5 separate regions of the Mus musculus genome follow, and regions 1, 2, 3 and 4 are each linked to region 5. The links are chromatin loops, found by intact Hi-C in ENCODE. Cell type or tissue: heart. All regions are shown on one strand. Links, peaks and the distances in the headings refer to the core of each region. The heading gives the core; the rest is flanking DNA. Region 1 holds the start of Rnf25 (ring finger protein 25). Region 2 holds the start of Cyp27a1 (cytochrome P450, family 27, subfamily a, polypeptide 1). Region 3 holds the start of Ttll4 (tubulin tyrosine ligase-like family, member 4). Region 4 has its middle 17 kb from the start of Ttll4. Region 5 has its middle 10 kb from the start of Prkag3.

What was found. A loop is a pair of places that touch in the nucleus more often than their neighbours do. Peaks named below come from ENCODE experiments on the same cell type or tissue, not always from the same donor. Only the 100,000 strongest peaks of a DNase experiment are listed, where the experiment ranks them.
Region 1: it touches region 5 in a loop (2.9-fold over the local background); 4 of 42 quality-filtered maps call a loop at or near these places.
Region 2: a loop joins it to region 5, with 2.3 times the contacts of the local background. A loop is called at or near these places in 11 of 42 quality-filtered maps.
Region 3: it touches region 5 in a loop (2.3-fold over the local background); 2 of 42 quality-filtered maps call a loop at or near these places.
Region 4: it touches region 5 in a loop (8-fold over the local background); 15 of 42 quality-filtered maps call a loop at or near these places.

What each region holds. Positions count from the first base shown.
Region 1 is chr1:74,598,591-74,604,515 of GRCm38, forward strand. Rnf25 (ring finger protein 25) reads right to left here and starts at 2,807. Exons shown (of 10, transcript NM_021313.3): 1 at 2,735-2,807; 2 at 476-550; 3 at 103-202; 4 at 1-7. The coding sequence starts at 2,775. It overlaps Stk36 (serine/threonine kinase 36), which reads left to right and starts at 2,865. Exons shown (of 27, transcript NM_175031.3): 1 at 2,865-3,023; 2 at 3,439-3,611; 3 at 4,548-4,688; 4 at 4,807-4,884. The coding sequence starts at 3,528. In heart, for the core only: no CTCF peak of the experiment used is centred there; a DNase peak (open chromatin) is centred at 2,821; H3K4me3 peaks cover 1,802 bases; H3K27ac peaks cover 1,273 bases.
Region 2 is chr1:74,710,161-74,716,085 of GRCm38, forward strand. It overlaps Cyp27a1 (cytochrome P450, family 27, subfamily a, polypeptide 1), which reads left to right and starts at 3,375. Exons shown (of 9, transcript NM_024264.5): 1 at 3,375-3,731. The coding sequence starts at 3,471. In heart, for the core only: CTCF peaks have their summits at 2,020 (motif pointing right) and 3,065; DNase peaks (open chromatin) are centred at 3,241 and 4,371; H3K4me3 peaks cover 1,967 bases; H3K27ac peaks cover 1,546 bases.
Region 3 is chr1:74,658,061-74,663,985 of GRCm38, forward strand. It overlaps Ttll4 (tubulin tyrosine ligase-like family, member 4), which reads left to right and starts at 3,642. Exons shown (of 20, transcript NM_001014974.2): 1 at 3,642-3,829. In heart, for the core only: a CTCF peak has its summit at 3,698; a DNase peak (open chromatin) is centred at 3,631; H3K4me3 peaks cover 2,085 bases; H3K27ac peaks cover 2,087 bases.
Region 4 is chr1:74,641,533-74,647,457 of GRCm38, forward strand. No RefSeq gene overlaps it. Among named protein-coding and RNA genes, the nearest start is that of Ttll4, 17 kb to the right of the region's middle. In heart, for the core only: a CTCF peak has its summit at 2,564 (motif pointing right); no DNase peak of the experiment used is centred there; H3K4me3 peaks cover 383 bases; H3K27ac peaks cover 455 bases.
Region 5 is chr1:74,756,307-74,762,231 of GRCm38, forward strand. It overlaps a transcript of Wnt6 not described here. Among named protein-coding and RNA genes, the nearest start is that of Prkag3, 10 kb to the left of the region's middle. In heart, for the core only: a CTCF peak has its summit at 3,746 (motif pointing left); a DNase peak (open chromatin) is centred at 3,635; H3K27me3 peaks cover 1,194 bases.

The DNA of each region.
Region 1 (5,925 bases), core at 635-4,634, 160 kb before region 5:
GGGGATACTGATGCAGAAAAGCAACAAACAGCCATCAAAGTGATGCCCGCTCTAGGGACTCTCCCCTCGCCTCCATCTGCTACTGTGTGGAAGAAGAATCACCTGGACTGGGATCCGAAGAACCAGAGTAAAGCAGACAAACTGCGAATCTTGGACCTCTGCGGTGGCAGGGTGCAGAGTGATAAAGATCTCCCATGGTGATCTGCAGGGGGATGAAGTGAAAACGAAGGATGTGACTAGGCAGGGGCTTGAGAGCTAAGGAGGAGGGGGCGAGACAGTAAAGCAGGTAGAGGAATGCACGCTGGACTTGTTTCTCTGTGGTGGTGGCGGCGGCGGGGGGCGTGGGGGGGGCAATTAAAGGAATAGTAGTTAAACTTCACCTCTGTGAGGGGAGGCTCATCGTATCCTAAGTCCAGATTCTGTGCAGAACTCTCTCACGGCTGAGACCCCTGCCCACCCCTAGCTGAATACGTACCTGCCATTCCCTTTCATCACCTGTAGCTCATCCAGATAGATAGACTCTAATACTTCAACTTCAGAGGGAAGGACCCTGGAGAGTAAGGGGGAGACTGAGTCACCATTGCAGCTCTTCCTGCTGAAGCTGCCAAGGTTGATGAAGTCTGACTTAAAAAAAAAATCTGCCTGAATACATTCTCTGGCCAAATTATTTTTTAACATGGGGAAATATTTCTTCAAGTAGTTGACTGGCCAGGTAGAAAGCATGGGAATTAAATTTTTAGAGATCACACTGCTAACTTGAGAAAACACATTCTCAGAGAGTTAAAACTAACCAAACCTTAACCCAGGAGGAATGGGACCAATCAGAGCCAGGTCCTGGTTCCCTGCTTAAATTTCTACAGCTTAAGTTATCCTTTAGTGGGTTTCCCTCTGTCCTACATATATGACACCCATTCATTATTAACAAGGTTATCAATACTACTGCTGCCTACCTATACAACTGTTTAGCATGGATCCCTGTGTTCTGAGTACTGCCAATAACCTTGCCAGCACCAGCCAGTCTAAGCATCCTCAAAGGACATATCAGGTTGAACAGGTCTAGGTAGTATAAAAGCTATATTGCATTAGAAAGAGTCATAAGCCTTGTAGCTAATAGTAGAGCAGAAACTACTTACCAAGCTATGTGGTCAGGTTACTTATATTTAGAAACCTGAGTTACACTGTCTACCACCTAGTGATAATAGAGCATACTCACTAGGGCTACTGTAAGAGATAAATGATTTGTTTATATAAAGTGCACAAATGTCTGAGACACAGTATCTAGTCTAGGTGATCTACCCCCTCCCTTTAAAAGGAAACCGAGAAGGGCAGTCTGAGGACTGAGTGTGCACATAACCCTGGATGCCTAGTTAGCCCTGATCAGAGTTCATGGCCCCGATATAAATCAGAGGGTTCACATTTAAACATAGAAAAAACAGCTGTAATGACATCCAAGAAGAGTGATTGTCCACAGCCCTACCCAGGTGATATGAAACCTGTATCCACTTTCTTATACATTTCCTCTCCATCTAGAGGAAGCACACCCCAGTATCATTTCTATAGTGATGGTTATTATTAGCATTCTTCTTAAAGCTTATTTTACTACTACTACTACTACTACTACTACTACTACTACTACTACTACTACTACTAAAAGACATTCTGGCTGCTATAGACCAATGCAGCCACTGCTACTCTGTCATGGCTCAGGTGTCCCTTCATAATCTTAGAAGTCACTCACAACAGTGAAAAGCACTAGTCTGGCTGGGCTCCCTAAACCAACGGAACACAGAGGTGCAGTCTCAGTTAAGACTTCCTTCAGTACTTTGCCCACCTTAGGTCACCTGAGCCTTGGATGTAAGATACAGACCTAAATGTAAATAAGGTCATAGGTTACAGGTGGAGGTGGGGGTGGGGTGGGGATGGGGGTCCGAAATAGGCTGTCCTAATACTAACAGTATAAGGCCTTAACTCAGACAGATGTCCTTTGGTCTCTTGAGGTTTTATACTTCAGCAATTAATGAAAAGCAGGCCTATGGATATTACGAATCCATGGTGATCCATCTTCCCAACTACTCTATGAGGTAATGCCACACCCACTTTTTTTTTTTTTTAATAGCTGACACTGACTCGCAGGAGCTAGCTGGTTTGGTCAGCATCACATCAAGCTAATTAAATATGGAGTGAGCACATTTTTATCTTATGTCCAAAACCCAAAGTCTTTAAAGGCTTTTGGTTTCTTATTAAGAATGCTCGAGAGAATAGGAGAGCTTATGAGGGGAGTAAGGCTTTTCTGACAATAGTTATTAGTGCTATCAGGAATATGGGAAGATTGAGGAACGCGTAGGCAGAAATGGACTGGTCCAAGGGGCAGGATCCTAGGGGCACGAGGAGGGCGTCCGTTCCGAGAGGCGGGAGGTGTGATGAGAAGCCATCCTCCAGGGCCCAGAAAAATCACATCAGGGAGAAGTGGGGAGGGGTAGGCCCGTAGTAGGGAGCAATGGGGTCGATAAGGCGTGGGCCCAGCTGGCAAGGCCGCCGTAGACCCAGTCCCTTCTCAGATCAGCGTCCCTCCTCCCTCCGTTCCCGGTCCAGTAGCTCGCCTACGAAAGGATGTCTCTTCTATCCCTCGCCCCTTGATCCACCCTTTATGCCCGTGGTTCGGACGGTCCGAAGCTGTTGCTAGTTCCCGGCACCAGATCCAGGCAGCCAGCCAAAACCTATGACCCAAAGTTACCAGTCCTCTTCCCCAGCAGCTGTCGACGCAGACGCCGCCATGTCTTCTCCGGCTCTTGGCCGGAACCGGAAACACCTTTTGGGAAGTTAGAGGCGGAAAACTAGGGCGGGGCGGAGTAAAAGAAAGCTGACGCCGTTTCTAGGCAACTGAAGACTCTAGATCCTTTGTGGGGCCTGCTAGCCAAGCGACAGAAGTGCCCTACAAAGTGCCAATGGGCGGTTCGCATCTGTCACACACCTCTGAGAGCTTTGTCCTTTAAACTTCTAATCAGTTCCAGGGAGTAAAACTGGTAAGAGTGGGGAAACTAACGAGAGCATCAATGAGGAATGGAGAAAAGTAACGCAGGCAGCTGGGAGGCCCCGAGCAACTAGCCTGAACTCAGCCTGGGGAGCTTGGAGCGTCTAGACTGGGAGCAAGTTAGGGGACCTCTGCTCGGGGCCAGAGTGGCGGTGCTGGGCAAGCTGAGGGTGTCAGGAACCTGGGAGAGTATAGAAGGAGCGTGTGAGCATCGCTGGTGGAGAGGGGAAAGGGAACACCGGTGTGCTATGGGCACCTAACCTGGGTGGGGAGGTGGGGGTGGGGCTGGAGACACTAAGACCTGATCATCTTTCCACCCTGGTCATGATTTTGAGGCCTTGGTTATTGTGAAAAATAGAACAAAGCAAGGTTGATAACGTGTATCTTTCTCCCATGTTATGAGCCAGGCCTCCCAGATGTGTGGAACTACCCCTGGATCTATAGCTCTTTGTCACCGTCTTCTTTCTACCTTCTGAGAGACCCCGAAACCCTTGCCATGGAAAAGTACCACGTTTTGGAGATGATTGGAGAAGGCTCTTTTGGGAGAGTGTATAAGGGCCGAAAAAAATACAGTGCTCAGGTAGTAGACAAGGATATCTTTTAAATGGGATTTGGTGACCCACGTGTCCAGTAAAAACGTGGGACAGAAGGGCTGCACGGTGTTTATTTCTAGACCCTGACACCAGCATACTTCCTAGGGTATACAGGCCCAGAAATTTGACTTCTTGGAATCAGATCCCAGCCTTAGAACTAGGAACAAACTACCTAACATCCCATGCTTCCATTTCCCAAACAGTACAATGGAGGAATATTGATAGGGTCTGAGGATCAAATGTGTTTCACACTTAATCACTTAATACAATGCCTGACACCTACTGAATGACAAAAATGATCACTGTTCTTTGTATTACCTAAGAAAAGATAACACCTTGAAATCTGGTCTTCCATCTTTACCTTTTCCTTCTCCTTTCCCCAAATCTCACGCTGAGTCCTTTGCTTAGGTCAGAAAACCTCTCCCAGAGTCCCATCAAAGGAATCTATTTGCCAGTAACTGTTTCCCTTTAGTGATGGGCTGACAAAGCCAGAGTACATCCATAGTACCCGGGGGGGGGGGGGGGTTGAGGTGGGGGGTAAGTATGTGTTCACATTTATACTAAGAGTTGATCAAGAAGTATAAGTCTTGAGTTGTGGAGCTCTAAGATAAAGCTTGAAATATTTGCACAGAGAGAGAGAGAGAGAGAGAGAGCACACCAGTGAGTTTTATTGGGGTTTCTTAAACAAGTATAAGTGACGGTTTACTTACAGGATCAGAAATGACTCACAGACAGCTGTAACACCAAAGCCCGCCCCAGCATGTGTGATAGCCCATGCAAGCCGGACACCTCACACTTACAGCGCTGCTTAGAGGCAGCCTGACAGAATGGAGAGTGTCTCTGGCAGCTCAGCCAGTATGAGAGTTTCTTTGCACTTCTTGATGGTGTAGTTAGGCCTTGACTCTTCACTTTACCACTGGCAGGTGGTGGCCTTGAAGTTCATCCCCAAACTGGGGCGCTCAGAGAAAGAGCTGAGGAATCTGCAACGAGAGATTGAAATCATGCGGGGTCTGTGGCATCCCAACATTGTGCATATGCTCGACAGCTTTGAGACTGACAAAGAGGTATGTTTTGACGGTATTGGGCTTGGGTTGCCTCTCTCCAAGCCCAAGGACCCCAGGCATTTCCCAACCACAGAGTGCGTGACTGTTCTTTCAGTGTCATGTTGCCTTCTCCTCACAGGTGGTGGTGGTGACAGACTACGCTGAAGGAGAACTCTTTCAGATTCTGGAAGATGATGGAAAACTTCCTGAAGACCAGGTATGCTTCCTGGCTCAAATGTTCCCACACCTTGAATCTCTGTCTCGGTGAAGAGCTAAGATGCAAGCTGAGGGTGTCAAGAGTCGGCTTATGTGTACGTGTGCGTATGTGTCTGCCTTTCTCTTTATAGTGTGTGTACGTATGAGGGTATGTTTGTGTATGTGCACGTATGTGTAGGTGCGTGTGCTCACACATGTGCATGCATGTAGAGTCCAGAGGTTAAGGTTGCTGTCTTCTTCCATTGCTTTCAATGTTTTGAAAGTCGATCTCTTACTGAGCCTGAAGACTATTGATGATTGGCTGGACTGGCTCGCCAGCAAGCTCTAGGGATCTTTACCCCCTCCCCAAAACATCAGGGCTATAGATGTGAGACGCCAGGCCCAGCTTTTAACGTTGATGCGTTGATGCTGAGAACCCAAACTCAAGTCCTCACAATTGTGCAGTGGGCATTTCACCAAGAAAGCCATCTTCTCAGCCCTGACAATTCTTATTTTATTTTATTTTATTTTATTTTATTTTATTAATGTATGAGTCTCTGCTGCATAAATACCTGCAGGCCAGAAGAGGGCATCAGATCTCCTTATAAATGGTTGTGAGCCACCATGTGGTTGCTGGGAATTGAACTCAGGACCTCTAGAAGAGCAGCCAGTGCTCTTAGCCACGGAGCCATCTCTTCAGCCCCTTACAATTCTTCTTAAATGTGTTTTTTTATTCTATTTTAATTAAATTTTATTTATATGATTACACTATCGCTATCTTCAGACACACCAGAAGAGGGCATCGGATCCCATTAAAGATAGTTGTGAGTCACCATGTGGTTGCTGGGAATGGAACTCAGGATCTCTGGAAGAACAGTCTGTGCTCTTAACCACTGAGCCATCTCCCCAGCCTGTGTTTAGTTTCTTCATTGGTAAAATGAAGATAATAATAATATCTACCTTGTAAGGCTATTTGAAGATTAATAGTTTAATTCATGAAAATGATAAATAGCCACTATTAATGTTGTGGATGTTGGTTATTATGCCTTTAAGGAAGAATGGC
Region 2 (5,925 bases), core at 880-4,879, 47 kb before region 5:
AAATGTGGTACATTTACACAATGGAGTACTACTCAGCTATTAAAAACAATGAATTTATGAAATTCTTGGGCAAATGGATGTATCTGGAAGATATCATCCTGAGTGAGGTAACCCAACCACAAAAGAAGTCACTTGAGGGCTGGTGAGATGGCTCAGTGGGTAAGAGCACCCGACTGCTCTTCTGAAGGTCCGGAGTTCAAATCTCAGCAACCACATGGTGGCTCACAACCATCCGGTGGCTCACAACCATCCGTAACAAGATCTGACTGACTCCCTCCTCTGGAGTGTCTGAAGACAGCTACAGTGTACTTACATATAATAAATAAAAATATTTTTAAAAAAAGTCACTTGATATGCACTCACTAATAAGTGGATATTAATCCAGGAACTTAGAATACCCAAGATACAATTTGTAGAACACAAGAAAATCAAGAAGAAGGAAGACCAATGTGTGGATACTTCATTCCTCCTTAGAATAGGGAACAAAATACCCATGGAAGGAGTTACAAAGTTTGGAGCTAAGGCAAAAGGATGGACCATCCAGACACTACCCCACCGGGGGATCCATCCCATAATCAGTCACCAAACACAGACACTATTGCATATGCCAGCAAGATTTTGCTGAAAGGATCCTGATATAGATGTCTCATGTGAGGCTATGCCAGTGCCTGGCAAATATAGAAGTGGATGCTCACAGTCATCTATTGAATGGAACACAGGGCCCCCAGTGGATGAACTAGAGAAAGTACCCAAGGAGCTGAAGGAGTCTGCAACACTATATGTGGAACAACAATATGAACTAACCAGTACCCCCAGAGCACGTGTCTCTAGTTGCATATGTAGCAGAAGATGGCCTAGTCAGCCATCATTGGGAAGAGAGGCCCCTTGGTCTTGCAAACTTTATATGCCCCAGTACAGGGGAATGCTAGGGCCAAGAAGTGGGAGTGGGTGGGTAGGGGAGCAGGGCTGGGGGAGGGTATAGGGAACTTTCGGGATAGCATTTGAAATGTAAATAAAGAAAATATCTATTTTAAAAAAAAGATGAACTTTAGGTCTGGAGAGATGGCTCAGTGGTTAAGAGCACTGACTTCCAGAAGCCCTGAGGTCAATTCCTAACAACCACATGGTGGCTCACAACCATCTGCAATGGGGTCTGATGCCCTCTTCTGGTATGTCTGAAGAGATCAATGATGAATACATAAATAAATTAAAAAACAAAAAACAAAAAAAAAACATTTAAAAAAATGAACTTTAGAATCAATAAGAACGCCACACCTAGCCACATTACCTGCCAGTCGAGTTATTTGAAATCAGTATGCCTGCTTCCTCCTTCCGGGTGGCAAAAAAACAAAACAAAACAAAACTCCACGTGATATTAGAACCTGCTTTCCCATCTTTTTGATTTCTACATTTCCTGATTAAATCATCACTGAGCCTCTGCTTGTTTCTTATTGCCTCTGGGACAGGGTCTCATGTAATGTCTGTGGGCCTCAGAACTCACTGTGTGGCTGACGATACCGGGGATTAAGCACAGGACTCCATCATACTAGGGACGTTCTCTTCCACCGAACCATATCCCCAGTCCCTGTGATGCATTTGCATTTGCACGAGTCTTCATTTTCATTAAAAAATAAAATCAGATTTATTCATTTTAATCTTACGTAATTTTTTTTCCTTGCATGTATGTATGTGAACTATGTGCATGTTTGGTTGCCATGGAAATTGGAAGAGGACAGCTGATCCCTGGAGTTATGGATGGTTGTGAACCACCTGTGTCTACCTGTCCATTCAGCATACAGGTGGTGGGACTCAAACCCAAGTCCTCTACAACAGCCACAAGTGCTCTGAGCCACATCTATAGCCCTGTGTTTTTAACTTTATGAAAACTACACTTCTAGCCAGGCATGGTGGGACACACTTTTTTTTTTTAAAAAAGATTTATTGATTGATTGATTGACTTATTATATGTAAGTACACTGCAGCTGTCTTCAGACGCACCAGAAGAGGGCATCAGATCTCATTATGGGTGGCTGTGAGCCACCATGTGGTTGCTGGGACCTTCGGAAGAGCAGTTGGGTGCTCTCACCCACTGAGTCATCTCACCAGCCCGGTGGTACACACTTTTAATTCCAGCACTTAGAGACAGAAGCAGGCAGGTCTCTTGAGTTCCAGCCTGGTCTACAGAACAAGGTCCAGGACAGTTGGAGCTACACAGAGAAACCCTGTCTCAAACCAACCAAACAACCCAACAACAACAAAAGAAAACGAAACTTCCAATATACATAAAACAGTTCATGAAACAACACTTGGTTATTTTTCCCCCTTTGGGGCAAATTTTCTGTCCCATTTTATTCTTTTTGCTTTATTGGAATAGTCTGAAGCCAGGCCATGTAGGTAGGCAGTCCTTTTTAAAAATACAAATTTAAAAACTTATGGTATGTGTATGGGTGTGTTTCCTGCATATTGTCTGTGTGCCACTTGCATGCTTGGTGCACACAGAGGGGTTTCGGAGGCTGTGAACTTCCCCTCTGGAAGAGCAGCCATCTCTTCAGCCCTTCCTCTTTTTAAAAAATTGTTGTTATTAGTTTAGTTTTTTTGTTTTTTGTTTTTTGTTTTTTGTTTTTTGAGACAGAGTTTGATTATCTACCTCTAGCTGACCTGGAACTTGCTATGTAGACCAGGCTGACCTGGGACTCACAGAGTTCACTTGCCTCTGCCTCACAAATGCTGAAATTAGAGGCTTGCGCAACCATAACTGGTTCAAAATCCTTAATGCCTGCACTCTGGAGGTTGGGGCAGGAAGGTGGAGGATTGAGCCCAGCCTGGCCTACACGTCTTCAAACAAAACAAAACGGGAAAAAGAAAACAAAATCAAATCCCCAAATCTGTTCTCAAAAGCAGAAATGATACTCTTAAAAAAAAAAAATCCCTAATACCGCAATTTGTTTTGTTTTTCCTCCTCTCTGGGCCTCACGTGACTGCTGTCCCAGGTCCACAATCAGCTTCAGCCTCTGGGGAACAGCAGCGCGTTCCCGGGCCATCTGGAAAGTGAGGGACACCAGAGATGGCGCTCTGCAGGTCAAGCAAAGGCAAGCCTAGCTGGGTGGGGCCTGAGGGACTTGGAAGTTGACTGCTGTGCTCCATCTCACGACTGAGAGCCAGCGAAGTTCTTGAGAGTCCGTGGATGAGGAGGCTGCTAACTCCAGAGAGCTCCCTAGTTCATCTTGTCCACCTCTGCCTGCCTTCTTAGTAGAGGTCTTGCAGCTGGAGAAGGCGGCGTTTGTGTGTTCAGGACAGATCCTGATTGGAAGGGGTTATGAAAGGATCTGGCTAGTCCTCTATTGGCCCGCCCCGGGACCACCTCTGCCTTTAAAGTCGCCAGGTCGCAAAGCCCGAGTTCTGTCTGCCTCCTTGCCTGGATAGGGCTCATAGTCTCTGGATCTAAACTCTTGGCTTCTCGGGCACGATCCATGGCTGCGTGGAGCCGCACGAGGCTGAGATGGACGCTCCTGGACCCGCGTGTGGTGGGCCGTGGCCTCTGCCCACAAGGGGCCAGAGCCAAGGCCACGATCCCTGCAGCCCTCCAGGCACAGGAGAGTACGGAGGGTCCAGGAACAGGTCAAGACCGGCCGCGCCTGCGGAGTCCGGCGGAGCTTCCGGGGACCGGAACGCTACAATTTTTATTCCAGCTATTTCTACAAGGCTATGTGCTGCACTTGCCCGACCTCCAGGTAACCATCGGACAGAGGCATCGCCACCTGGGTCTGGGCACTGGGACAGAAAAAGAAGCTGGCTATGGGAGAGAAGAGGGATAAACAGTAAATAGAACTTAGCTCGCCACTGTCTGAGGCTCGAGCCATAAACTGGAAGGGCATGCAGGGTGCAGAGAGAATCCTTTGAGCTAAAACAGGCGATGGGTGTCACCGATCAAGAGATCATCATCAATGTGGTGGGCACAAGTTGGGAAAGGAAGAGGTTGCGTTGGGAGAGAATGACTCATGCTAGTGTATACAGTGCCCGGTGTTGGGGGAACCCTGTTACTTCAGAGATGCCATTCCCCTCCTGCTTCTTCCAAAGGAGTTAACTTTGGAAGCTACTTTGCAATCTGTAGGACACATTTGTCCACAGAAGAAAAAAACAAAAAACAAAAAAAGATTGCTTCTCAGGGAGTGAAAGAAAACACATTAGGGAGCAGGCAAAGGAATTTCTGATGTAATTGCACCTCGACACCCTGCCAGACGGAGAGGAGGGTGAGGATGGGGACAGAGAAAGAGAAATCCAGCAGCCAGGAAAGTTTGTCTGTGTAGCTATCCCTGTCAGACTCAGGAGGTACTGAGAGATGATTTAAAATAACAAAGCAAAACAAACCATTCCCTGGGACTGGAGAGAGGGCTCCATGGTTAGGAGGACATCTCTCTTTTCCAGAGGACCTGAGTCAGTCAGCACCCTTGTCAGTCAGTTTACAACCACCCAGGGGAATCTGATGTCTCTGCCCTTCCAGGACCATGCACTCATGAGCACATACCTGCTGACACACACGTGCATAGTTAAAAAGAATACAAATTGTAAGCAAGCAAGCAAGCAAGCAAGCAAGCAAGCAAGCAAGCAAGCAAGCAAGCAGGAAGCCTGGCATGGTGGCGCAACACTTACCTTTAATCCCAGAAATCAGGAGGGAGAGGCATTAGAATCTGTATAAATTACAGGCTAGCCCATGCTACATAGGCTAGCCAGTGCTACATAGTGAGAACAGAAGGGAGGGGGGAGGGAGGAAGGGAGGGAGAGAGGGTAGAGGGAGAGAGGGAGAGAGACGACAGAGATAGAGAGACACACACAAAGAGAGAGGGAATATGAGCTATTTCCTGCAGACCTGATAATCTCTAGGCCAAGAAACAAAGGAGTTGAAAGGTCCTCTAAGTTCTCTAGCTTGATTTCAACCTCTAGAAATTGAGAGGCCTGGGGAATGCCTGATGCCTAGGGTCTAGGGACTGAAGCTTCCTCAGGGGGATTTGCTCAAGATGTAATTCTAGATAGCTTTGTAAGGAGAATGGGGAAGTAAACCCGTGAATATATAGAGTTTTGGCTGTTTGCTAAGACAATGTTTTCCTATATAGTCTAGATTGGCTTTAACTCTTTCCTCCTGCCTCAGCCTCCTGAGTGCTGGGATTCTGTATATAAAGACCATCATGGCCCAGAAGTAGATTTTTTTTTTAATGATTTATTTTATTTCTGTGTGTGTGTGTGTGTGTGTGTGTGTGTGTGTGTGTGTGTGTGTGTGTTTGAGTGTTCGTGTCTGTTTGTATGAAGAGACCAGAGGAGGATCTGTGAGAACTGGAGTTACAGGTAGTTCATGAGTACCAGGAACCAGACTCAGGTCCCATGTAGAGCATCAAGAAAACTTGCCTGCTGCTCCATCCACACAGCCCTGTGAATGGCCTTTTAAACAGGTACAGATGGCGGCAGTGTCAGGACTCTAAACATCTTGATCGTATGAATCTGAGCTGCCCATGAGGAATACATTAATCCTCACTTCCTGTGCTTGGGGCTGCTGTGAGTTAGGAGAGTGTGGCACTTCCTTAAAACAGGGCAACAGCATCACTGCGGAAGACCATGTGTTGCTCTGTATCGTTAGCATTGGCTTGTCGTTTAAACAGTCTTACATGCTGAGGTGGAGAACTCCTATAGTTGAGTCTCCTTTGGTCATGATCTGCTCCCGAATCTTAGGCTGTTTGGTTTAACCGTAACACAGCGCTGAAGAGTGACTGCGTTGTAAAGAAAAGGTTTATTTTGTTCACGATTTTGGAAATGGAAACTCCAAATGGATGGCTCCATTTAGCTAGCTTCTGATTCAGGTCTTGTTACTGTATGTATTGTGGCGAGTGGCATCACATGACACGAGCTTGCCTGTGACAAGGAAGAGAGAGGTCA
Region 3 (5,925 bases), core at 1,258-5,257, 98 kb before region 5:
TAGGGCTTGAGCACAGGACCTGTATTTCAGGGGAATGTTGACAATCCATAACTCCAGGGTGGACTACTAAGCCCTGCAAGGTGAGTGAACCCCGGCCGAGAATAAGGCCCATGGTTCCCGGGGGCAAGGATGGTATAGGCTCCACTGGCACCGGCTGAATACTCATTTGAGGCATTAATAGGAAGTCGGAGGCGGCACGCAGGTCCACCCTTGTGGGTCTTCCTGGGTCGCCTCTCTGACTGCTTCCTGGGTCCTGACAAACCGGTTCCCATATCTTTGAGGGCCCTGGGACCGAGGGCCCGATGACCCGTTTTTTGGCACATCAGTTGATTGACTATCAGGTGGGGGAAGGACTCTGCCCTTTATATCCCTCACAGAGCGACACTGGTCAGCTCTATGATAACCCTTGCCACACTTAGAGCAAAGAGTGAGAGTCCCTCCCTGTTTATCTGGAGCTCTGCAATCTTTCTTAAAATGCCCAGGCTTTCCGCAATTAAAACATGTCCTCTGATCATTTCTGCTCATGGAGCGGTTCTGAGATTGGAGGATGGCGGCCGCTAAGCCTGCATTGGTGAGAGGTCCCCCAAGCTCTCGACAGACCCTGAGCCAGTCTTGTAAGCCTTTGTTCTTTCTTGGGGCTATGGCCGCTCGGCACTCCTTTGTGGCTTGCTCATAGATTAGCTGTTCTATCAGAGGCGCAGCTTGCTCTGACTCTCCAAAAATACGCTCTGCTGCCTCTGTCATTCTGGCCACAAAATCTGAGAAGGATTCCTGAGGTCCCTGGACAACTTTTGTTAATTGACCAGTGGTTTCACCTGCTCGGGAGAGCGCCTTCCAGGCCCTAATAGCCGTGGAAGAAATCTGGGCATAAGCTCCCCAATGGTAGTTTGTCTGATCAGCAGAATAAGCTCCCTGACCCGTTAACAAGTCAAAAGTCCAATCTCTCTGCTCTGGAGTCAAAGCAGCTGCGTTTGCTCGGGCCTGCGCTTGTGCAGCTTCGTGCCAAAGCGCTCTCCATTCCATATATTTGCCCATACTAGGGAGAGCGGCTTTTACAACCGTTTGCCAGTCAGCAGGAGTTAGTGCCATGCCAGCGAGCCTGTCTAACTGCACCAAGGTAAAATTAGCATTGGTTCCATATTTACGGACCGACTCGGCAAGCTCTTTAATCTGTAAGTATTCTACCGGAGCGTGGACACGCCCACCCTCGGCTCCTTCAAAGACCGGAAATGCCTGTTGTATTTTCCTTTGTTCCTCTCTGGGAATGAATGAGTCTGCGCACTGCCTCTCTGCGCACTGCCTCTCTGCGCATCTCTCTGCGCATTGCCTCTCTGCGCATTGCTGACGCACTACGCAGGGCGGGGGCTCCGCATAGGGCGGACCTTGAAGCCGACTGCCCTGAGGCCAATCAGCAAACTGGCCTTCGCCAGCCGCTTTTGGCTTCCTTAACTGATTAGCTAGCACTTTACCTGGCTGGTACCCTTTTTTCTCATAATGAGCTGCTTCTTCCTCCCAGTCTGTTTCCTCAGAGGAGAATTCTTCATCTGCTTCAGAGCTACTAAGAGCTGGCTCCCCGAGCCCATCCAGCGATGAGCACAGGCTCCTTTTCCTAGAGACCTCCGCTAATTGATCTTTCTTCTTTTCCCTTTTTCCTCTTTTTCTTCTAATCTCTCTCCAGGTATTCCTACCTAACCTTAACTTTTCCTCGGGTTCAAGACCCTTGGAAAGGCCTGTATACTTATTTTGTGTACCATATTTTCTCTTTGCTCCTACTCTCTCTCCCCACTTTACTTCTGATAGCTTGTCCTGAATTTCATCTAGAATCCGCCCTGCCTTAACCACTTGATAACATGTGAAAAGGAACAAAAGGGCTTCTAACACTAGAAAAAATTCAAGGCCAAACATAACTTGTAAAGCCATTTTCCACTTTACTTCTGATAGACTGTCTTGAATTTCCTTAGAAAGTTCAAGGCCAGGCTTACCTCGTAAAGCTATACTCACTGGTACTCTCGTTCCCCAGCTGAAAAGTTCTGAATTCATACAGTTGAATCCTTCTTAACAGTCTGCTTTACGGGAACCTTTATTACCGCGACCCGCAGTTCTGGTTCTGGAATGAGGGATCTTCCTTGCGCCAGTCCCGAGTTTTTTCTCGTCCCGGAATTCGGCACCAATTGTTATTAGACGCGTTCTCACGCCCGGCCAGGAAGAACACCACAGACCAGAATCTTCTGCGGCAAAACTTTATTGCTTACATCTTCAGGAGCAAGAGTGTAAGAAGCAAGAGAGCAAGAAGCAAGAGAGCAAGAAGCAAGAGAGAGAGAAAACGAAACCCCGTCCCTATTAAGGAGAATTCTCCTTCGCCTAGGACGTGTCACTCCCTGATTGGCTGCAGCCCATCGGCCGAGTTGACGTCACGGGGAAGGCAGAGCACAAGTAGTCATAAGATACCCTTGGCACATGCGCAGATTATTTGTTTACCACTTAGAACACAGCTGTCAGCGCCATCTTGTAACGGCGAATGTGGGCGCGGCTCCCAACATTTTTCTTCAGCTCCAGCACTCCCATTTTGTCTAAGAAAGTTCATTTATACTGTATATTGGTTAAAATTCTGAATTTATCTGATTCTATAGCATTACTCAATTGTTTTCCTCTATATCCTGTATACTGAAGTTAGAGTCAATGCTTGATTAGATTCAGCTTTTAAATTGTTAAAATTTAACATTTTGTAAAATAAGCCATACTTTATAAATATTGCTGTGTAATCCAAATCTCATCAGGAGACAAACTAGATAATTGCCCTAGATTTCCTGATCTAAAATTGATAAGTAACCCTTTCATAGTTCAACATCTGTCAATGACTGTTGCTTAAGTATTTTGCTACTAAGTTCAAATTGTTTTCACCAGGCTAGTTTTTCTCTGCATAGCCCTAGCTGATCTGAACTCACTCTGCAGACCAGGCTGTCCTCATACTCAGAGATCCACCTGCCTCAGCCTACCGAATGGTGGGGTTAAAGAAGTGCACAACCGGTGCCCAGGCCTCATCAGGTTAGTTATATCGTTAATTATCATAGCCTGTTTGAGAAAGCTCCTTTTGCCATCCAGCTGACTTTATAGTTCTCTAAATTTAATAGATCCAGCGACATCTGAAACAGGGGGATCTATTCTGCGTGGAGAGATTATGAAAGGACTCACACTTAGGTAAAGTTCTCACTCGAAGCCCATAAAACTGGTAGTTGTAGTTATGTCTTGCTTTGTCTCGTCCCGCTCCGTGTTTGGATTTAGGGAAAGGTGAGTGGGAGAGAGTTAAAGTGCCTTGAGCCACTTCCTCTTACTTGCCTCAAACTCATGGAATTTTGGTAGGAATTCTTTAATAGAGTCTTGGCGCTGTATGGTCAGAGTCCATAGTGGTTAGGTAGAATGAATCGTGGATTCCCAGAACGGAGCCTTTACTTGCAGGACTACAGTTCCCAGAATTCCGCTCGCAAGAGTTCCACCGTGTCGACAAGTTTGCGCGTGCGCAAATTCCTTGCACTTTCTCTCTCCCTCCCCCCAAGTCCCTCCTTCTCCCCCCCCCCCCCCCCCCATTCTCTAGGCTGCACAAGGGCTGGGATTCGGCGCGCTTGCCTCGGGCCCTCCCCCTCCCATTCCTTTCTGGCCTTAGATCTGTCCGCTGGGGGCGCGCTCTGTGTGGGACAGAAAGCGGCAGAGCGTGGGTCGCGTGGCGGAGCTTGGTTGCTAGGGACACCTGAGGTCGCCCGCTCGCCCAGCAGGCGCAGCGAAGAAGCGGCGCGGAGCCGGCGTCCAGTCGCGGCGAAGTAGGGTACCGTAGGTGAGTGTGGTCGCAGAGCTGGTGTCCGACCCCGGCCGGCCGTTCCCGCGTGCCTCGGCCCCAGCCCTTGGCACCGGCCCCCAACCCCGCTTCCGGTTCGCCACCTCGCCTTTCTCTGGTGAGTCGGAGACCGGGGCCTCCTCCCGGGCCCTCTCTCGAGTCCTCCTCGGCAGCCTCCACGCGGGGAGAACTTCGTTGGCTTCTCCTCGGGCGGCCCGAGCCCCACACCCTTCTCGGTCCTGGTTTCAGCGTGTCCTCTTTCCCGCCGCGCTGCGGTTTAAATTCTGGCTTGGGTTGAAATCCCGGCTCTTTTCAGGGCCTGCTTTTTCCTGACCCCACTCTGAGTTATCCATACACACTTTCCTACATTCCAGAAGCTGAGATCCTAATTTAACTCATTTATCCAGCCATTTTTTTTCATTTAATAATTTACAGCTTTTATAAACATCGACAAGTAGGTAACGAGTGAAGCCACTATGTAAGGTTCCTAGGGAGGGTACATTGGTGAGCAAGACAAACGTGTTTTCGAGAGTTTATAGAACAAGAGATTTTTAATCAAGAAAGCATTTGCCATACTGATGTATGTGCTGTGGTAGAAGTGAAGCGCTTAACCGCGATTTGTTTGGAAAAATACGTCACCCCACCTTCAGTCTTTACATTCCGGTTCTGAATCTTGGAAATGTTTTAATCAGCATTTGAAACCCTTCCTTTATGGAGTCATTTTGAATATTCCGAATCTCAATTTCAGCGCCTGTTGATTTGGCCAATCAGCAGTAATCTGGAGGAGCCTTTAAGAGCAGGTACCGTTGGATCCTATGCCTTCAATTGTTGCAATACTGAGATTATTTGCATAAAAACTATTCCCTTTATTGTCTGGAAAGTTACTAGCGATTTACTGATTAGACTCTAAGCCTGGCCCTGAAAGTTATCAAATGTTCTCAGGGAGTGAAGAAGTGGGAAGATATTCAAGTTACAAAGTAGCTTTAGAAAGATACAGCATGGCCTGAACAGAGGTCCGAGCTCAGTTGTGTTTGTTGGGAGCCATTCTGTGAGCTGGGCTTATTAGGGCCCAAGACTTAACTTAAAATGAATCTATTTCCTGACTTGTAGTTTCCAAGTGACTTTAGTTTTTTTGTTTGTTTGTTTTTGTTTTTGAGACAGGGTTTCTCTGTGCAGCCCTGGCTGTCTGGAACTCACTCGATAGATCTTGAACTCAGAGATGCACCTGCCTCTGCCTGCCCTGCCCTTCCCATCTTTTTAAGGTCCTAGGGATTGAACCTTGGGAGTTACACATTCTAGACAGTCAATCACTACCACCAAATTAAAAGTCTCAGGCCTGGAAGGTTTTGTGGGACCATGGGATTTTAAAACTTATTTTAAGTAAAACATGAGCAAAAGTATTTAGTAAGTTCGTTTGCTCTTTTTCTCTTCTTACTTTCTTCTTTTGTTTTGTTTTGTTTTGTTTTTCTAGACAGAGTTTCTCTGTGTAGCCCTGACTGACCTGGAACATTCTCTGTAGACCTCGAACTCAGAGATCCAGCTTCCTCTGCCTCCTGAACGCTGGGATTAAAGCTCTGTGTTACCACCTATGTAATCCCAGCAATAGTTTCTTGTTGTTTGTTTGTTTTTTGAGACAGACTCTATGTAGTCCTGGCAGTTTCTTAGTCCAGCTTGAGAATACACACTTTTTAAAATTCTTAGGGGAAGAGATGAGTATATTCTTTGTAAAGATAAAAAAGCAGGGAAATAGCATCAGGGTTGTGTGTAAGAGTATAGAAGGGGTGGGTGACGGATAGGTTGGTCAAGAAAGATTTCTGGCTAGAACCAAGTGATAGAGTCTAGAAATGATGCAGTTTAGGGTTCTTGATTGATTCATTTTCCCTGCCAGTTTAAGAATTAAAAGGCAGGGGAAATCTGAATACAACAGATGACAGCAGAGAACCGCAGAAAAAAAGCCAGTTAAAGGAAGACCTTTATTGAGGTTGAGAAATAGAGGGGAAAAAAAACCTCTATAAAACAGGCGTTGCCTTTACTCCACCTATTTCTGCCTCTCCAGTGCTGGGATTACAGGCTAGTTCCAATATTACACAGTACTG
Region 4 (5,925 bases), core at 622-4,621, 120 kb before region 5:
TCTACCACATAATGTCTGGTACCAGGTATCCAATCTATGGTTTCATGTATGCTAGGCAAATACTCTACCAAGTGAGTTATATGGCCAGCCCATAAATACGGTATTTTTATTATTTAAAAGAGTTTTTACATTTAAATATATTTTGATCATATTTGTCCCCTCCCCCAAGTCCTTCCAGATCCTCTCCTCCATACTCACCTGACTTTAAGTTTGTTCTTTCATTCCTTCTCTCTCTCTCTCTCTCTCTCTCCTCCCTCCCTCCCTCCCTCCCTCCCTCCCTCCCTCTCTCTCTCTCTTTCTTTCTTTCTTTTTTTCTGAGACCGGGCTTCTCTGTGTATCCCTCGCTGTCCTGGAACTCACTCTGTAGACCAGGCTGGCCTTGAACTCAGAAATCAACCTGCCTCTACCTTCCAAGTGCTGGGATTAAAGGCATGTGCCACCACTGCCTAGCTAAGTTCTTTCTTAAAAGAACAAACCAAAACCCTGATAGAACAATAGAATGCTCAAAACCCAGAAAACAATATACATCACCTACAAAAGCAAAAACAACAACAAAACAAACACCAAACTGTAACCAAATAAAAGTGCATATAAAAAACAAACTGAGGAGCCCACATTTTTGTCAGTCAATCAACTACTCCTGAACATTAGACCTGCCCTGAGTGGTTGTTATATCTAGTGCCATTCCATTGGAGGAAACTGATTTTCCTCCTCCCAGCAGGTATAAAGGACAGCTCCATTGCTAACCTTTATCTTAGTAGCCAGGTTTACATTCATTCATTCATGCAAAACATATAACAATAAAATGTAATAAGATGAAACAAAAGCTATCACATCGAAGCCAATAGACAGAAGTAAAGGAGTAAGAGAGATCACAGAAGTCGAGATCCACTCATTCGCATGCTCAGGAATTCTATAAAAACTGCCCAGAGGGCCTGGTACAGACCCACGCAGATCCTGTGCTTGCTGCTTCAGGCCCTGTGAGTCCATATGAGCTCTGCTCATGTTGATTTGGAAGGCCTTCTTTCCTTGGTGTCCTCTGTCCCCGGCTCTTACACTTTCTGTCTCCCTGAGCTCTGAGGGGAGGGATTTGAAGGAGACATCCCATTTAGCACTGAGTGTTGCAAGGTCTCTCCCTCTCTGCATACTGTCTGTCTGTGGGCCTCTGTACTGTTCCCATCTGCTGCTGGAGGAAGCTTCTCCGATGAGGGTTGAACAAGGCACTGATCTAAAAGTATAGCAGAACGTCATTAGGAGTCTTTTTTTTTTTTTTTTTGGTTTTTCGAGACAGTGTTTCTCTGTGTAGCCCTGGCTGTCCTGGAACTCACTTTGTAGACCAGGCCAGCCTCGAACTCAGAAATCCACTTGCCTCTGCCTCCCGTGTGCTGGGATTAAAGGCGTGTGCAACCACGCCCGGCTTAGGAGTCATTTTTATCACCAATTTTTTTTAGATCAGTATTATTTTGGTTTTGCCCCACGTGCTTGGGATATTTAGTCTCAGATTCTTTGTTGCCTAAAAGCAGTGTCAGGTATGAGTTCTGTCTCATTGAGTGGGCCTAAGTAAGTCAGATCAGTTATTGGTTAGTTATTCCAATAAGCTTTGTGTCACCATTGCCCTATCATATCTTACAGGTAATACACCACTGTAGATAGAACATTTGTGACTGGCTTGGTGTTTATATTTCTCTTTTGACAGTATCGTTGTACTTTCCTGTAACAAATATGTATAGGGGTGAAGTCTCTAGCTGGTTACCATATCTTCATGTTCAACTAGTTATGTGGGTGTACTGTCAGTTTGCAGAGAACAACCTATTGTTGTCTTGGCAACAGCCTGAGTTGTTTGGGGGAATCCCGTGGAGCACCTTTGGCAAACAACTCAATTAGATGACATGTACTCTATGTTAAAGCCTATTTTTTTCCATAAAGGATCAGGAGGAGCTTGTGAAATATTCTCATATTCAGACAGTTCATTAAATACAAGCTTGAAATCATTTATCTGCTCTACACAAATTTTATGAACAATAATTGACTGTAAGGATAGACAGTAAGAGAAGGGGCCCCTTGTCTTTGGGAGCACACATTTAGCAGTATATCAGCAACTTCTTTATCCAGCAATTGATGCTTGAAGTGCTGTCACAGTGTGGAGAGCTTGGAGTGAGCAGTCTGACAGCGTGGAATTTGGAGAATGTCTGAAAGGCTGAAGAATCTGCACCAGTGTTGGTTCTGTGTGTATGAGTGTTTTAACTTTTCCAGGAGTGGAAGAAGGCTTAAAGTTTTCAATCACAAAACTAGAGAAAGTGACACCATAAGCCCCTGATCCATGCATGAGTTTACACAGTGAGCTGTCACGAGCATTTTTCTGTACTGGATTGCTCTGTGCATTTCTTTCTTTCTTTTTTTTTAATTGTTACTATTGTTGTTTAAAAAGCTATTCAAAATAATCTGAAAGTTAAAGGAAAGTAAGAATAGTGCAGAGAACCTCAGCCCACCCTTTGTCCAGGGTCATGCTAGTATTTTGTCACAGAGGAGAGTAGCAGCTAGAGGTCTGATCACCTGGATTCAATCCAGGAATCCCACTAGGTGGCAGGAGAGAACTGACTCTTGAGAGCTGTCCTCTAACCTACAGTAGTGCTGTGGTGGATATGCACTTGTATATATATATATATACAAACACACACACACACACACAGAGAGAGAGAGAGAAAGAGAGAGAGAGAGAGAGAGTGTCACCCAAGGCTACTCTGTGTTGTTGTGGCATCCATCTTTGGCTGCCAGGCCAAGAAGATCTGACAGATCTTTCTGTGAAGCAGGAATTTGGAAGGACTGTCCTGTTCTGTCTCAGGAAAGCATGTCAATGACTTCCCTGTGTCTTGATGTTTACAGTTTGGACAGCATATTCTCCAGTAAGGGGCAGTTTTTTACCCAGTAGCCAGCTTTGCCACATTTGAAACAAACTCCAGATAGCGGTTTCTTTGGTGCCCATCATCTTCTTCAGAGTAGAACAGAGGTGCTGGTGGGAGCTAGCATGTCTGTCAGAAAAGTGTTTTATTGTTAAAGCATCTTACCTACCATATTCTCCAGTATTTGAGGACCACCTATCCAACTAAAGTATATCTAAACAGAGAAATGTTGTTTGTTTCTAGATGTATACTTTCTGTTAACTTTGAAAACATATACAAGAGGCTAAATAAAGCTTATTCTTGTAATTAACATGTGACTAGCTATTGACTTGCATTTCTTAATTATCCTAAACAGTTTACAATAGTAGGTTCTATAGGATTAGAATGAGTTATATATTTAAATAAGTTGCATAAGCATATATACCTTAAACAATAATTCAATCATATATACAGTATGTTGTAGCAAATATAACCTTAAATTTCTATCATACAAAAATTTTATACCAATCTAAAATATTTGAGACTCATTGCTTCCTTAGTCTCAAAGTAGATATAATCCACCCTTCTTTTCCTCCCATCCTTTTATCTTCCCTTTGTCCTTTCATTCCCTCCCCCCTTCCCCTAATGATAGAAGAGAACCAGGGATAGAGGAGAGAAAATGACAGAGAGAAAGAGATCCCGGAATCTAACCTCTTTTACTTTGTTTCCTCCCTGACCAAGAACAATAACAACTTATCATCAACCCCCCTAAATGACAACTAATATCCACAACCCACCAAAAGTCCAAAACAACCCACCCCACTTCTGGGGAATGAGCATGTCGTTTTCTTTAAATTGCTCCCTGCTGTCTGGGGGTGAAGGCATCTGTAGTGGCTATTCCTGATTGTCAACTCGACTATAGTCTGGAGTGATCCAGAATTAGAAGGCTCTCCTGTGATCCAGATCTTGAGGCTGGAAGACACAAGTTTCTGACCTGGATCTTGGCATGGAGAACTTGAGGCATAGTGGCCGTGAAAAGCTTAGGCCCAGGCAAAGTAGTACACGCCTTTAAATCCAGAAGACTGAGGCAAGGAGATCTCTGAGTTCAAGGTCAGCCTGGGACAAAGCAAGTCCCAGATCCAGGTGTAGTGGTACACACCATTAATTTGGGCCACACCTTCTGCTGGAGACCTACATAAGGACATTGGAAGAAGGAAGACTCTCTTCTTTGTCTGCTTACTTTGTGGGATAGAGCAACTGCTAGATCCTTGGACTTCCATTCACAGCTGCTGCTGACCATTGTTGGGGAGTTGGACAACAGACTTTAAGTCAACAACAAACTTCCTTACTATATAGAGTCTACCCATAAATTCTGTGACTCTAGATAACCCTGACTTATACAGAAGTTGGCACCAGGAGTGGTTTAAGAGGAGCAGAAGTATAAGGATGAATCTTTTAATAATCTGGAGTTGAAGCCAGGTGTGGTGGTGCACACCTTTAATGCCAGCACTCAGGAGGCAGAGGCAGGCAGATTTCTGAGTTCGAGGCCAGCCTGGTTTACAAAATGAGTTCCAGGACAGCCAGGGCTATACAGAGAAACCCTGTCTTGAAACTCCACCCCCCACAAAAAATCTGGAGTTGGTTTAATAATTCACCAGCACCTTCAACTACTGAAACCTCTTTCCTGGAATTTTGGAGAATACTGAAGACCCAGTGGTTGAAACTATATTTCAAGCTTAAAGAAGCTAATGCCTTCGATTTTCTTGATGAATTAGGTGAACTTTCCCAAACATTCTACAAGTTGGGAGAAAGATCGGAAAATGATTTTGCTGACTGGTTGCTCTTAGTATCTCTGGAAAAAATAATGAAGGAAAAGATGGAGTTGTATGATAAAATTGAACAGCTCCAGATGCAAGTAAACAAATCTAAAAGTTGCTAAGTGTGCCCTTGAAGAGCATCTTCTCTCCAGCAGCCATAGAGCTCAAGTTGCAGAAAATCAAACTGAAGCCCTCATTATAAGGTTGGCTGAGTTACAGCGAAAATTCAAGTCTCAGCCTTAGGGGGTGTCAGGAGTTAAAGTAAGGGCATTGATTGGCAAAGAATGGGATCCTATAACTTGGGATGGGGATGTGCGGAAGGACCCCGTTGAAGCTGAGAACTTTGAATCTTCAGATTCTCAAGGGTTTACTCCACTTGAGGAGGTAGTACCCTTAGCTCCACCCCTTGAAATAATGCCTTTTTCACATGAGAAAGTTATCCCTTAGAGTCTGATAAACCAGCACTGATTTTCTCTGAAGAAAATGCCAGACAAGACAATATTGATGTTTCTCAAGGCCCACCAATAGTTTCTTCTAGACCTATAATCAGACTCAAGGCAAAACAGGCCCCTAGAGGGAGGCAGAAAGTGTAGTCCATGAGGAAATGCGCTATACTACTAAGGAGCTTAATGAGTGTGCTAATTCATCCAAGCAGAACTCTGGGGAATATGTGTGGGAATGGATTTTAAGGGTATGGGATAATGGTGGAAGGAACATAAAACTAGAGCAGGCTGAGTTTATTGACATGAGCCCTCTGAGTGTAGATTCTAGGTTTAATGTGGAAGCTCCCACAGTTAAAAAAAAAAAAGGTGTTAGAAGTTTGTTTGAATGGTTGGCTAAAGCATTTATCAAGAGATGACCTACTGAAAAAGAGTTGGAGATACCTGATATTCCTTGGCTTAGTGTTGGTGAAGGGATTTTAAGAATCAGGGAAATGCTAGAGTGGATACGTTGTGTAAAACCTAATCCTCCACAATGGGAAGGTCCAGAAGATATGCCCTTTACCAGCTCTATAAGACGCAAACTGGTGAGAGGGGCACCAGCACATTTGAAGAGTTTTGTTCTTGCCCTTTTCCTTGTGCCAGACCTTAGTGTTGGAGAAGCTACTGCTCAATTAGATGAATTAAATTCAATGGCTTTAATTGGGCCCCAAGGTAACAAGGGCCAGTTGGCAGCAGCATGGAGGGCTGGGGCAGAGTTCTTCAGAAGGGAGTATATGCTTTGAATCA
Region 5 (5,925 bases), core at 1,286-5,285:
TTCCACTGAGACCACGAGCCAAGATAAATCTTTACTAAGTTGTTCCTTCAGGTACTCTGGTTACAGCTACTCAAGAGCAACTGAAAGGAGCTAGGCCCAGTAACACAGACCTGTAATCCTTATGAGGTCATGAGTTCAAGGTCAGCCTGGGTGACTAGTGAGATGCTGTTTCAAAATAGGAAGTAAAAAGTAGTCTGCAGTATGGCTTGAGGGTAGAGCAGTTTCCTAGCATATATGAGGATATAGCTTCAATCCCTAGTACTATGGATGAATAAATAAATACTAAACGGCTAAGGATTTGTGTCAATGGTAGAGTATTTGTCTAACATGCACAAGGCCCTAGGTTCAATCACTACAAATAATAATATTAAACAGCTAGAAATAAATAATAAAATTATAATGTGCTGAGGTTAAATATATAAATATTTCCAATAGCAACACATGACTCAGGAGCAGGGCCAATGGAGATGAAGTTACTTTAAAAATCTTAATGTTGGGCTGGAGAGATGGCTCAGTGGTTAAGAGTACTGACTGCTCTTCCAGAGGTCCTGAGTTCAAATCCCAGCAACCACGTGGTAGCTCACAACCCTCTGTAATGGGATCTGATGCCCTCTTCTGGTGTGTCTGAAGACAGCTACAGTGTATTTTTTTTTGTTAAATATTTATTTATTTATTTATTATATCTAAGTACACTGTAGCTGTCTTCAGTCACTCCAGAAGAGGGCGCTAGGTCTCGTTACGGATGGTTGTGAGCCACCATGTGGTTGCTGGGATTTGAACTCTGGACCTTCGGAAGAGCAGTTGGGTGCTCTTACCCACTGAGCCATCTCACCAGCCCTACAGTGTATTTTATATATAATAAATAAATAAAATCTTTAAAAAAAACCTTAATGTTATCTGGGAAAAGAAAGAGTTTGGATGAACTAGATCTTGATACTCTGCCATATAATACTATATGCTATAATACCAGGAAAATCACCAAAAGAATAGAAAATTGAGTTAATAAGTTTAAGAGGGCTCAGGGCTGGAACAGTTGTTAGAGTACTTTCCATTAAGCATGAGGACCTAGATGTGGATAGTGCTCTCTTATAACCCCAGCTCTGGGAGGTAGAGGTGTAGTGCCAGGGAAATGTTAGTGGTCCCCCAAAAAACAGGCAGGAACCAATCTGTCTGACGCAGCTCACAGCAGGACCTTTATTCTATTCAAGCTAACTTGCCTCCCCCCACCACAATGCACCACCACCACACAGGACAGCTTTGGTGGTGGTAGAGCCCTGAATATCTATTGGGGCAAGGCTTTATAGTAAGCAGCAAGTCGGGGGTGAGCGTGCAAGCATCTAATTAGCTACTGTGGCCTTTAACATAATTGGCTGGTGCTGGAAGTCATATCATAAACTTAATTTCTGCTCCCCTTTGCATTCATGATCGTTAGGCAGGGAGTGGGCTTATAGCCTAGAGGTGCAAGTTTGTTGGGGGAATAACCTGGAGACCCTGGTCTTGTTGAGGGTATAACTTGGAGATGGTGGTCTTGTTGGGGATTAGCCTAGAGACTGGAGCTAGGCTCAGGTTTTAACTGATTTGAAAATTGATTGGCTCCCTGGGGCATTGGGAGGAAGGAGGGCTTATATTTGATTTAAAGGAACTGTGCTATGTTTTCCTTTCATCTTAGCCCTTGTTTTCTCAAATATGGAGATGGCAATATCAGTTCTGGGGTCCATGTCCCACCTTCAACCTCCACAGAGGAAGAGACCGTCATTACCTGCACTTTATCCTGCAAGGAGATATCCTACAGCCTAGCTGCTGGTATCTAGAAATATCTTTATACCATAGCCCAAATCTCAGGGGGGGGGTGCCATGGTCCCAAGGAGTACCTAGTTACAATATGGTCAAATTTGGGCTAGAGCGATGGTTCAGCAGTTAAGAGCACTGACTGCTCTTCCAGAGGTCTTGAGCTCCGTTCCCTACCACCATATGGTGGCTCACAACCATCTGTAATGACGCCCTGGAGTGTTTCAAGACAGTGACAGTGTACTCACATACATACAATAAAGAAATAAATCTTTTAAAAAACGTGGTCAAATTCACTGTCTAATATGGATCCATAGCATCCTCCAATATACCAACAGCCAAGTAGCTCACCTAAGCAGTTCTAGTTTACCTAGAACCAATAGCCAGCTCTTGGGTAAGGCTGGAGTTAGAGTTCAATGGTTTGTTTACCATGTACCAGGCTCTAGGCAGTACCTAATTCCAAAGCCAAAAGACAAAGACTTTGGATAGAGCGCAGCCTCATTGTTTAAGGGTATCAACAGAATCCTTGCTCTGCCTGGCCTCGGACATGCTGACACTAGCCACGTGACTCTCAGTAGATCACAGCAGTCCTTCGCTGAGCCTTGATCCTCACATTCCTAAAATGGGAATTAATATTGTCTCTCTTGCAGAGTTGATGTTTCCAAAGTAACACATGCATATCACTAGAAAATTCCAAAGAATGTAGACAAGCAGAGAATGGAAAAGAGTCTGGGAATGTAGAATGTTTACCTAGCATGCAGAAGGGCCTGGATTTGATGCCCAGCACTGTATAAACCAGGAGTGGTGGCAAAGGGTTATCTCAGCCCTTGTGAGAGGAGGCAGGAGGATCAGAAGTTCAAAGTCATCCTTAGCTATGTAATGGGTAAGGGGTGGCGGCCTTTCTCAAATCAATCAATCAATCAATCATCAATCAATAAACAAACAAATGATTTTTAAAAGATAATTCAAGCTGGGCAACATGGCACACACCTTTAATCTCAACACTTGGGAGGCATAGGGAAGCAAACCTCTGAGTTTGAGGCCAGCCTTGTCTGAAGTGTGGGGAGGGGGAAGAAAAGCGAAGAAGAGGAGGAGGAGGAAGAAGAGGGAAGAGAAAGAGACTGGGGGGGAGGAAGAGGAAGGGGAAGAAGAGGGGAGGGGGAGGGGTGGAAGAGGAGGTGGAAGAGGAAGGGAGGGAAGGGGAGGAGAAAAAGGAGAGGGAGGAGGAGGAAGAGGAGGAAGAGGAAGAGGAGGAGGAGGATTTTCTAGTTCTCAAGGCATTGCTTCCAAATATGCATCAATTTTGAGAACTGATCGTGGACTGTTCCTGTTTATCTCACCCACAGACTGTTTTGACTTTGTTAGTTTATATAGTGCCCACTTTTCATAACAGACTCTGCAAGAGAAGTAATAATATTCTTACTTATAATCATTTTATTTGCATTTTTGCTTTAAAAAAAATAACCATCACTAATAATACCTATCAACTAATTTTGTTGGAACATCTTGAAATCACAAATTCACTTCAAACTTGGAGGCGAAGGTGATGCCGTTGAGTCTTCTGTGGAACTCAGAAGGTTCTAATGATGCTATGTTTCTTTTCTCCCAAAGAACATTTTGAAAAATGCCTTGTAAAGAGAAAGAGAAGTGCAGTCTTATCTTCAATGTGGTGTCCCCAGGGGAAGGTGGTTCTAGAACGGAATGCTACTACTCTTCATGGCTGAAGATAGGCTTCAATTAGTAATCTAGAGAGAGAAAAACAGCTTTTCCTGGAATATCCCTGGACCCCACTGGTTCACCCTGTCCCTTCTCAGGACTTTAATCAGAGCAGCTGTGGTCCAGTCCCGCAGAGATCTCACCAAACTCAAGCAGCTTTGCAGACTCTGTGGCTCTGAAGGGATCACCAGCGGCTGCCATCTGTTCTTTGGGATATGATGCCCTCTGCTGGTTTCTAGGATTCACCACACAAGGATTGTGGGATATAGACTGGGTTAGGACTCAGACACTGTTCATTGTCATATGGGGAAAGGATCAAATGGAAATAGCGCTCAGCTCTCAGAACTTTGGCTTTTCTGAAGCACACCAATGTTGGGGAAAAAATGCCAAAGACTCACAAGTTGCCAAATGGGTCCTCCAGTCTCTCAGAAGCACCAGTCACACAGGAGACTTGTCATACAGTGAGAGCCCAGGTTGGGCTGTCCTTTGAGGTACTCAGGGACACTAGATCCCGTTGATGCCCTCAAGTGTCTCCCTTTTCATGCATGGATTTAGCATCTGGGCAGAGGTCATGTTTCCTCCAGATGCTGTACACGCTCGACTCGTAATGAATTTTGCCTTATCTGTGTTCCATGTAAACTACTATGACAGCATTTATTCCTTAAATTGTCTCATTTTAACGTAAAGTTCTAAGGCAATGAATCAGACACCGCTGGTTCTTTGGGAATTATCTTCATCTAGTGCAGAAATATTTGATTTTTATCCTAAATTCTTCACTTAAAAAAAAAAAGGGCCTAGAGAGATGTCTCAGCAGTTAGGAGTGCATGCTGCTCTTCCAGAGGACCCAGGTTTGGTTCCTAGCAACCTGTAATCCTGGCACTTGGGAGACAGAAGAAGGAGGGTCAAGAGTTTAAGGCTAGCCTCAGCTACATAGCAACTTTGAGGCCAGCCTGGGTTATATGAGACCATGTTTGAAAAAATAAAGTAAAATGCAAATGATTTGGGGGCGAAGATACCTAGTATTTTTGTTGTTGTTGGGACAGGATCTCTCTACATAGTTCTGGCTGTCCTGGAACTCACTGTGTAGACCAGGTTGGCCTCAAACACACAAAGATCCATCCGTGTCTGCCTCCCAAATGCTGGGATTAAAAGCATGCGTCACCATAGCTGGCCCTGGTATCCTTTGGTTTTGGTCTTTCTCAATGTATTCAGGATGCTATCTAACCCTTACACAGCTCTGGGAAGTTGTCCCTGAATATTAAAATCCTCATGGGAGGCTCAGACTAGCTAGCTGTCTGCCTACATTTTCATAGCTGATAAACAATTTTTCTGAATTTGCTCATACTCTGACTATCTGCAAATTCAACTAATAAGATTTTGCTTGCCTTCTGAAATTTCAAGTAAACTAACCCAAAGTGGTGGATAAGCTGTGATTGTGGGGCAGGGTCTGAGCAGTGGAGACACTTGGTGTGCCAGGGGAGCAGCCAGTGGCCATGTGAGGGCAGCAACTAAGTCTTGTGACAAAGGCAGGGCCAAGTGTGGGATGTGGCATACAGAGAGCTCTGGGAGGGAGGGCCAGAAAGCCTAGAGATAAACAATCAGGAGGAGGGACAGTCTGCATTCTTGAGCCTGCTGTGCATCTTGTGGGTTCACCTTGGTCATGGGAAGGCCATTAGTAATGTCTCTGTGGGACAGGTCGCTCTTGATGACGGTGGCTCTAACTTCCTCTTCTCCCAAACACATGCTCCATGTAAACACAGAGCCAAGTAAAACCAGCCTCCTCTTCAAGGACTAGCTACCAGGAATGCGGTCAGCAGACATAGGTCTCTAATCATCAGCTTCCTTACAGTCAATGCCTCAGTGACAGAAAACATCTCTGGCTGGGGCCACTCATATAGCCATTGACAAAGGACAGCAAAGGTATGACACGGCCATTTCAACTTGGCAAAGGGTCACCTGCAGTACAAACTCCCTGGGGGCTCCTGGGTTGGGGACTGGCTGAAGCTTTGTGTGCCCAAACCCTATTCTTTCCCATCTTTTACAGATGTTGCTTTAAGCAAACCCAAAGTCATCATGACATTTATATCTAGAGAACTTATCCTGTTACTGACCCATTTTATAGGCCTAAGACGCAAGAGCCATGGGGTCATTTTCTTTCCACTCAGTGATTCTGATATACATCCAAAAGGTGAGCCTTACATAGCTGAGTGGGAACTGCCCTCTGTCCATTTGAGGCTCATTTGGAATGGAGGCATTGAGAGAGGGAAGCAGAAGTTTGGTCCGTGGGTTCAGTGACAGTCTTCCCACATGGTTGGGCCTTGTACAGTCAGAACAAATAACTGTGGCCTCAGGCTGAAGGTCAGGGAAGAATGGCAAGGAGGAAGGTGGCAGGTATGTCAGACCCTATGTCATGTTCACCTT